Linked DNA regions of Homo sapiens: region 1 is linked to region 2. A link is a contact called in ENCODE Hi-C data. All regions are on one chromosome and are shown on one strand. Each heading gives the region's core, a stretch centred on a gene start or an enhancer-like site at or near the end of the contact. The rest is flanking DNA. Distances are from core to core; before and after follow the strand shown. Region 1 has its middle 120 kb from the start of LNCBRM. Region 2 overlaps RMEL3 (enriched in melanoma 3).

What was found. A loop is a pair of places that touch in the nucleus more often than their neighbours do. Pooled maps may share reads with other maps.
Region 1: a map of ascending aorta shows a loop between it and region 2 (1.9-fold over the local background). The contact joins two enhancer-like sites. A Hi-C loop is called at or near these places in 1 of 168 maps with a recorded cell type or tissue (ascending aorta) and 5 of 50 pooled maps.

The regions. Positions count from the first base shown.
Region 1 is chr5:57,691,932-57,697,067 of GRCh38, reverse strand. No RefSeq gene overlaps it. Among named protein-coding and RNA genes, the nearest start is that of LNCBRM, 120 kb to the right of the region's middle. RefSeq lists enhancers at 3,632-3,926, 3,246-4,445. Within about 2 kb of position 3,272, at least 18 of the 41 ENCODE cell types and tissues checked have a DNase peak (open chromatin) inside an H3K27ac peak, as active enhancers do.
Region 2 is chr5:57,406,600-57,411,444 of GRCh38, reverse strand. All of the region lies in intron 1 of RMEL3 (enriched in melanoma 3), which reads right to left. Among named protein-coding and RNA genes, the nearest start is that of RMEL3, 14 kb to the right of the region's middle. Within about 2 kb of position 2,589, at least 2 of the 41 ENCODE cell types and tissues checked have a DNase peak (open chromatin) inside an H3K27ac peak, as active enhancers do.

The sequences.
Region 1 (5,136 bases), core at 2,023-4,522, 280 kb before region 2:
CCAATGTGCCAAGTCTCTGTCATATAGGCTCGTTCTCCTCCAAGCAAAGCCAACCGTTGTCTGCTAGGCATTTTGTTAACACATTACATACACATAATAAGATGTTGTTCACTCTACACAGATGTATAAAGCTAAAAAACTAGCACTATCATTACATATTCCAGTTTAGCTATTTTAAGGCCACTACACTCCCATATTACAAAGCCATGCTATTTATACAATCATGCATATGGAAGACTCATCCCTCCTGTGAAATTTCAGCCCAGTGTGCATAGAAGACAAAATTACAGGCCCCAAACTTGAATATACACTCATCCTGGCTTGCTTATCTTCCTTGGATGCAAGCCAAGTTGATTAATAATTTTTAAGTAAAAAAGAAAACAATTTTAATTTGATAAAAAGAATACAAAAAAACAGCACAAACAAGAAAAATAGCCAATCTCAACCCAGAAGGGGAAGCTCCAGGGACAAAGCAACTGGGAAAGTGAACAAAAGGCTGGGGTGCTGACCTTAACTTGCCTGTGTAAGGGGCCTGCTCCTCAGCTGTGCCTCATTATTCACAAAAACACAACAGAACAGACAGAAACTACAGCTCGAGAAAATGATATCCTTTAAAACTATCCTACAGCTTTCTGTAACAAAATGATGAAGAAAATGCATTTACTTGACTTTCTAAATTATAGGAAGAATATGTTTTTCCAAATAAATTTGTTATATCATCTTTCTCCCAACAGTTTGAGGCACTGGAATAGCTAAAGTGGTTCACTTTCTGTTGCCCAGTAGTGATAGACATAACAGTGCTTTCACCTCCTACCTCTCCAGAGAGTGCAAGACAAAGGGACTGTGAGTAATATTATCCCAATTAGCAAAGACAGAGGGCAGTCTGCAGAGTAAGGTTCCTGGTTTATATTTATTTCACCTTAGGACTCCAGAGGGAATGGTCCATCTTTAAAGTGTGCCTTTGGCTGAGATACCAGGGACAAGGAGGTGGGAAGGCTGTCTGATTAGGAGTCCAGAAGATCCTACCTATCAGATGCATGGCCCTCAGAAGGACAGAGAAGGGAAAGGCTACAAAGCAATCTGGTTCTAGATTTTGTATATGACCTAATCCCTAGTCTCCAGAGTACAGGCCTTCACTGCCAAAAACAAAAGTAAAAATCTCCACCACCTGTCTCCTAAACAAGATAAAATTTATTACTTTTAACTGAATAGACACACACGAATGGGTGTCAGCTGTGACAGGCCCCAGGGGTAGTGGTCTTGACAGGTAGATGGAGCCTCCCTTCCTCTGACTTCTTGCCATTGGCACACAGTCGCCGACCGCCTATTCTTGCCCCATTCCTCACCCTGGGATTTACAGGGGCTGGTGTTGTGATAATGAGGACACAGACAAAACTATAGGCCAGGACCCAGGAACTACACAGGTTTCTGAGTTTGGGGAGGCACTTTCATGGCTTATGAAACACTGGAAGGCTGCCGCTCTAGAGGACACCAGCACCCCATTTCACTGCTCAAAGCACGTACTGGAATCAAATCGCCCCTACGATTTCTGGCAAAAAGAAGGTGGGGCACTTCCCTGTTGGCTGGACTTCAGAAAGCAGGAAAATCAGGGTTGGCCTGCCTGGGTAACATTGTTCCATAGCAGAAAGTGATGTGTTGCTGTGGCTATTTTTTTTTTTTTTCCTTTAGCTGAGACATTTTCCCAGTATCTCTTTAGATAGAAAGTCAGTACCTTTTCCCTGGGTACATAGATCAACTTATGCAACTCAAGGGCAAGACAAACAAGCCATTATGATCTATCAGAATGAAAACAGTGTTTGTGTGTGTGTAAGAGAGAGCGAAAGAGAGTTGACATCATTATGGGAGAAGGATTTTTGTTTTTTGCATCGGTAAACTGGTCCCCTGAAAGTAGCAAAAGCTGTGTAGCTTTTTCTGTCATAAGCTGTATTTTATTATGCTTCATTAATAATGCAAATCTCCTTCGTTCAATTTTCTTAATTTCTTGCAGGATAAGAAATAGGGTGAAATAAAGATATCCTGTAGATCAGTGGATCTCAACCTTGGCTGCACATCAGAATCACCTGGAAGCTTTTAAAAATCCCCTAATCAGGCTACATCCCAGATTAATTAAATCCGAAGCTCTGGAGTGTGGGATGGAGGCATCAGTAGCCAATAAAGCTTGCCAGGTGACTCCTGGCAAGTCCAACATGTAGCCAAGATGTAGAACCACTGCCTCAGGCACCTGAAGTCCTCTGTTTTGTGTGTCACTCTGAACCCAAGAAATATGACTTTAAAACAAAAGGAAGAACGCACAAGCTCTTCTGTATTCACCTTAATATATTTCACTAACAAAATTTATTCAGCACATTTTAAAACAAAAACAAAGCTTTTAATATGTAATATATCAGTACATATTTTCCAAATTAAGTTCACAATTCACATAGAATAATTAACAACAATGTCAACTGTGATATGAATAAGAAGTTTCTTAATTTATCTCCAACTAAATACTGTTTTTACTTATCTTTTGCTTTGTTTAATATTACTGTTTTTCTCCTGCACATCTAATCTGTGAATAGAAAAAAGCCATTCCTTTATTCTTAAGTGACATCCATAATATTTGAGTTTGTTTCAGTGTTTCACATTCCTTTTTTAAATTAAAAAAAAAAGCAGTAGATATGGTAAGTATAAATGAAGTTGCAAATTAAATACCCCCAAAATAGCATTTTTCCATTCAAATGGACAACAATTTTGAAAGGTTAATAGCTTTCAAAGTTGGTGAGATTAGGAATTTGGGATTCTTAAATACTGTAGATGGGATTATAAATTTCCACAACCTTTTGAGAACCTAGTCTGTCAGAAATATGCAACCTTTTGAATTCTGATGCTAGCCAAGAGAAATAAAAGCACCAATACACAGAGATACATGTGAAAGAATATTGATTGCAACACTGTGTGTAATTGGGAAAACCGAAAGCAAACTGAACATTCATCAGAGGAAAAGAAATGACCAGTTTTACTTGCTCATGACTGAAATTGTTACAATAAGCATGTATTATCCTATAATTCAAATAACAATATACCTTTTTAAAAGCAAGGGAGAAAACCAGGAAGATAGCTATTAAATAAGATATTTTTCTCTTTGTTCCTTACTTGGCTGGCTCAAGCAAGTTCCAACATGGATTTCTGCACATCCAAAATCTCATGCGGAGATTAGTTTCTTCTTGTTTTCGTTGTACTCCCCATACACACACACACTCATTTCCCATAAATCATCAAAAGGATAGCTTTTCTTTCAATGCACATAATCTTGTTAATTGGGTACGTCTTATTTCTAATCAATTTGCAGAGAAGGTTTCAGAACACGAGTAGAAGACTATCAACTCTCACTGCTGATAAGGAGGGAGGAAAACCATTTAAGGTGCAAGGAATTTCAAGCCGTTGTTAGGAACAACAGGAATGCAGGGATCTAAAATTGCATACCAGGTAACAATCGGCGGCTCTGTTCAAATCAGAAATGGGACACAGAGAATCAAATTAGTATATTTGAATTCCATTCTAAATATTTTCCTTCTTGCTTAGTTAAATGTTATTTTTCAGGGTATATATGTAGCTGCAACATGTATTATCCTCAATGACACATCATTTGCTGGGATTCATTTGAGACGTAAGTGGGACCAGCAAATGGTTGCTGTTCTGTTTCTGTAGACTGACTAGAACAAGGCTAGAGAGGAAACAGAGACTGGCATTCATTCAGTGCCATTTGCAATGTGGAATGACTCATGCTTGCCTGGCCCCTGGTGAGTCATCAGCTGAACTCCAGGTCCAGGGAGGCCACAGCATTTCCATGGGGCGTTCTAATTCAGGTCATGCTGAGGTCAGCAGACTGCCAAAAATCACACGCTCCTTCCCTGGCCACCTCTTAAAAATATCCTGGGAATGTCTGTCTAGAAGGATTAAGGTCACTCTAATGCCTCATTAAAAAAAAACAACTTCATTTACCTTAAAAGATGAACTGTCTGGTAACAGACATAGATGAGGAGTGAAGACACTAAGCTCACATGCTGATTATTAGATTTCTAAAAAGGAAGCGTAATATCCTACCAATTCCATTTGGGGAAAGGCAGAAACTCATTCCCACACTAGACTCAGTTTAAGCAAGCCACCCTTGTCTCTGATTGGCCCCTTTTTTCCCCCTTAAGAAACAGGAATGCTGATTCTCAATCTTTCAAAATACTGAAGTTACCATGTCCTGGCTATGGGGACTGTGAGGTCACTGAGAGCAGACCCATTGCAAGCAGCACAGCACTGCAATTATGCCATCCAAGACAGACAGACATTTGTCTGTTTTCTGAGGTTTCCAGGGAAAGAGTTTGCGGACACTCTTAGCAATGTTTCTAGATCACAGAACGTTGCCTGTATTGGCTGGAGAGTTGGCTAGTGCAGTTGAATCTCATTCTTCTGTTTTCCCAGGAGATAATGGAACATAGCTGGCTATTATATAGGACAAAAATAATTGCTGAATTGGTATCATAACCAATTCAAGTGTAAACAAGATCAATCAACTTATTATTTTGTGAATCCAATAATCCCACACAATTATTTAATAATTTTTTTCCTGATTTGTTTTCTTATTTGAGACTGTGCTTATAATGTATTCAACATTGACTCGGTCAAGACCATTAAGACAAAGCATAAATTTTGCTTACTTTTAAGTAAACATGTAGAATTTATTATTGTTATTGTTATAATTATATTTATTGTTATGTAGCCCAAATAGTTGAATCATGATGATATATGATGGTATAAATTTTAAGGTGGTCAGGTCATTATCTTCAGGTTTCTGTCTCTTCTACTTTACTAGGTAGTTCTTCCTCGATGGTCTAGATTAACCCTGAGTAACAATTCTCTCCCACTGCTTCCAAAAAAATTGCTGGAAGAAAGTTTACGTGGAACAAAGATGTTCCTGATTTGAAAACAATTAGTATATCTGTCAGTGTCTCATCAAGAAGCAAATAGCATACTCAAAGAGGGTGATTAAAGAGGTTTTAGTGAAAAGATGTATTAAAGATGTGGGTAGTGTCTTGGGGGAAAGAGAGTCTGAGATGAAATTTTCTTGTAGAAAGTCTCTTGGGG
Region 2 (4,845 bases), core at 1,340-3,839:
ACCCATAGGGCTCCCATTATGCAGAAGGCACCACTAACTGAAGCCAAGGAGCCAAATTATTAAGACATTGTCACTGCCCACTAGGCACTTATAAACTCAGGATGTTTGCCCTTAAGCTTATGACCACACCTTTTACATTTTCCCCCACTGCTTTCTATTCTTCCACCTACTCCTTTAAATCCAGGCATTTTGCTGGGATCTAAGCTTGGTCTGCCTCTGTTTTGTCCTCCATTCTGTTCCATGGTTCAACTTTTATGTTTATGTTGTGTCTGCCAAATTCTCTTACTCTGTCCTAGGCCCAGATTTTCCAAATTCCCTTTGGACATCTCTATCTGGATATTTGTTCCAAGCTCAACACACTTCAAACCCAACACATATTCTTCCTCCCCAATTCTTGCTTCTGTACTCCTATGTCAATGGTATCACTATATTCCAAAGAGAGGAAACTGAAACTCTTCCTCCTCACCCCTCCACACAAGCAATTACAATACCCAGCCAGCTCCACTCCTGCAATGGCCCTCAGCTCTGCCCCTGCTCCCTCCCACTAGCCATGCCTTGGCTTTTTTCCTCATCCTCGCACATGCGTGCCACAGTTATTGTGGAACTGTCTCCCTAACCTCCAAACTCTCCCTTCTCAAATCCATCTTTCTGGCTGCTACCAGACTTATCCTACAATCACTAGTTAAATCACACTACCCTCCCACTCGAAAACCCTGAGTGTCTCCACATTGCCTGAAAAAAAAAAAAAGTCCTTAGAATAATATTCAGGGCTCTGCCATCTGGCCTCAACCTCATTTCTAACTCTCTCACTTCATTGCCCCAAATTTCCTATATGTAAGCCACATAAAAAATTGCTCATCTGGCTCTTTGATGAAGGTGTCTCCTCCTTGTAAATTGCCCCCTCTCCTGGAAAGAGCCCAGTTGCTTGAATCAACATATCTTAATTCAAATGCACTTGTGTCATATTGGTCAAATTATCTTTACCTGAGTTTCCTTACCTTTAAGATGGGGATGATAATTACATGTACCATGGAGTTTTTGTAAGGTTTAAGAGATAATACATTTAAATGAGCTTAGCACAATGCCTAATGTGCACATTTTAGTTCCTGTCATTGTTATTTTTTTAAATTTACCTGTGTTTATCAACTACTATTCATTCTTTAAGGCCCCAATAAAATGCCACCTCCCCACAGAAACTTCCTCAATTGCCTTAGTCAAAAACCATCATTAGCTCCTCCTTCCACCTCTCATCAATAAGTGTGTCACTCAAGATAGCACGTTTTTCACATGACTTTGCATTCTAATTCATTATTTATAGGTACATCCTCCCAACTCTTCCCCAACCCCTACCCCCACCCCACTCACAAGCTCATGAGTGGCAGCCTCCTGTTAATGTAAGGCCTTTTGGGGATCCAGCGAAACTCTTTCAATTTAGTACCAGAGGATCAAAAGAAAGTCCTCGATTTTCAAACCTAAACCCCTGCTGACAACACTTCTCTCAATTGTACCTGAGGCTACAGAAAACCTTTTCATTTTCTGTTTTTACTCCAGTTGCTATAGTAAATGGCTAGTTCTCCCTCATTTTCCTGCTCTTAGAATTGGTCCTTAATTATAAGCTCTTACCTAACAATTGTTTTCAAAAAAAAATTTAACAATTATTTTTTCATTCACTAGAAATCATAGCTTTCTCTTCAACTTTTGCTTAAAATCTACGAGAACCACTCCATGGTGACAAAAAAAAAAGATTTGAGAAGTTTTGGAATAATATCAATAAACAAAAGATGACCAACTACAAATTATACATTTGGGTGTGTGAGAGCTCCCAAATTTATCATCAAGTACACCTCATCGAAGAAATACAATTTTTCCAAAGAGGTTCATGGTCTAGAGGTAAAATATTTTCTATGTCAAAAACTGCAAATTTTGTTCATTTTTCATTAAGGTATAATGGTCTGCCAAATTAATAAAATTTGGATGGACTTGCTCAAAATTTCACATTCCAATTAGAGAGTAGGCCAAAGCTCATAGAAATTTTACCCAAGCAAAAACTTGTAGTTTCACATCCAGACCCTGCACTTCATGTTCTCGACTTTGCAAAGGAAATCCTAAGGAAGATGAGCACAAATTAAGCCTCCCAGTTTCACCGAGAGGCTTGTTTTCCTTCTCAAGCATTTTCAAATTCAAAATAACCTTAATTTACAGAAAGTTGAAAATCATTCTGTTTATTCTACACATTTGGGGGATGTGTATACAAATATTTACTGGACATAAAACTTCAATGTCTTACTACAAACCATCTGACTTCAGAAAACTGAATACATACAGCAATAATTAACAACAGATGAAAATTTTACATGCTCAGAGTTCCATACCTTGAACTTGGGCATACCCTTCAGGGTAGGTACTCATTAGAGCAACAGGGCTTTTGAGAAGCAGGTTTTCATTACTAAATTCTGTTTCTAGAGCACCACTCAGACACAGAGGAAAATATTATTCTGTGAAATGAAGTGTGGTTAAAAATAGAAAGCGAATTAGTAGCCAAACTTTGAGATTTCCTGAGTTGAACTTTAATCCTGTCCAAGAAGTGGTTATTGTGAAATCTTTCTTTTTAGCTACAACAAATGAATAACTAAATGAAATTCACCAGTAGAAGCACCACAGCATGGAAGTTATGAAGCTCTCCACACTTCCTAGGAAGAGAAGTTTGAGTTTGAGCTTCAACTTTATATGGTGGTGTTTCTCAGATTTCATATTTTAAACCATCTAGGTAATCTATATCTACCAATGATTCACAGAATCACAGAATTCTGGAATGCAACCATTTCATTTTACAGATGAAGAAAAGTAGCAATGTGCCCACAGTAAAATTTCTAATCATTTACAATGTTGGGATAGGAACTCAGACTACCTGACCTTTCCCCAGTATTCCTTTCATTCCAAAACTAGGCATGCCACAGCCCTTCTGCCAAAATCGCAAGACTGTGGGTTGCAGGGCCCTAGAGGACAAGATAATAAAGAAGCCAGAGTATGCGCAGCAAGTTGCCCACACCCCGTTGCTAAGCAGGCCCTGAAATCACCAAGAAAGAGACCACTTCCATCCTACATCCACTCGGAGCATGTGCCCTCAACCCAAATACTCGTGACAGGTGTCTGGAGTGGGAATGGCCAGAGCCCACCATTATGAACCCCAGAGTGGATGTGGGCAGCTACTAGAATTCTTTCTAGGTCCATGCTAGCTGAGAAAACCCCAGCTGCCACCAGATGAAGGAAAGATAGTTGCTGCAGGCTGGAGCTACCAGCTTCTCCCTGGTCAAGATTTCAGCCTTCCTTGTGGAAACGAATCCTCCTCTATTAGTCCACTAGGGCTGCCATAACAAAGTACCACATACTGAGTGACTTAAATAACAGACATTTATTTTCTCATGATTCTGGAGGCCGAGAGTCCAAGATCAAAGAGATGATTTCTTCTGAGGCCTCTGCCCTGGGCTTTTAGGTGGCCATCTTCTCTCTGTGTCTTCAAATGGTGTCCTCTGTACATCTCTGTGTCTTAATTTCCTCTTCTTAAAAGAACACAAACAGTATTGGATTAAGGGCCACCTGAATGACTTTATTTTAATTCAGTTACCTCTTTAAAGACCCCATCTCCAAATATAGTCACATTCATAGGGACCAGGAGTTAGAGCTGCAATATATGAATTGGGGGATAAAATAGTTCAGCCCGTAACACCTCCTGAACATATCCAAGAACCAACCAGAAAAATCCACTGGCTTTCTTCCTTCCTACAGCTCTTGCTTCTACTAACTGCAGCAGATGCAGACTCATGCTGGTGCTGACCACCCAGCCAGGCCTTAAAATTACACCATCTGCCAGACTGGCTTCCCCGGTTTGGGCATACTCCTCTTTCTCTCTCTCTCTCTCTCTCACTCACGCCACTCTCTCGCTCTCTCTCTCTCTCACACACACACACATGCACACACATATACACACAAACATACACACACACATACACAGTATATTTTTGACTCTCTTGCGGGTCTATGTAGATCAGACTCTTCAATTCTGTTAATATAATCATAGAAAATGTCCTAAATTCTGAAAGAACCATAAGAACTTCTAAAAAGCCCTATAGAGATCCACTGGGGAAGAAGCTCTGTCAATCCCATTTAACCCACTGTGGTAGGCAGAATTTTAAAGATGTCCTCCCAAGATTCTCATCTCTGATTATTCAATCGAATATGAATCTAAATACTACTGTGAAGGTGTGTTGCAGACAGAATTAAGGTTACCCATGAGCTGACTTTAAAAAGGGAGATTATTCTGGATGACCTAGGTAGGCATAATTATGATCACATGAGCCCTTAGAAGCAGAAGAGGAAGGCAAAAGAGTCCTTCAGAGAGGTGCTGCAGGATGGAGGAGACCTAAGAAGAGGCTGGAGGGATGCAGAGTGTGAGAGGCACTCCACCCACCATTTCTGGCTTTGAAGATGGAGGAAGGGGCCATGAGCCAAAGAATCCAGGTGGCCTCTAGAAGCTGACAAAGACCCCTGGCTAAGATCCAGCAAGAAAGTGAGGACCTCAGTCCTGCAAACACATGAAACTGAATTTGGCCAACAACCTCAATGAGCTTAGAAGTGAACTCTTCCCTAGAGCCCCCAGAAAGGAACGCAGCCTGGCCTTTTTGTGAGCCCTGAAGCAGAGAAATCAGCCTAGCCAACCTACGGTTCTGACTTACAGAAGTATGAGATGATAAATCTGTGTTGTTTTAAACTCTTCTTAAGTTTGTGATGATTTGTTACAGTAGTGATAAAAACTATTACACTCATCCTGTTATTAAATGTAATTTC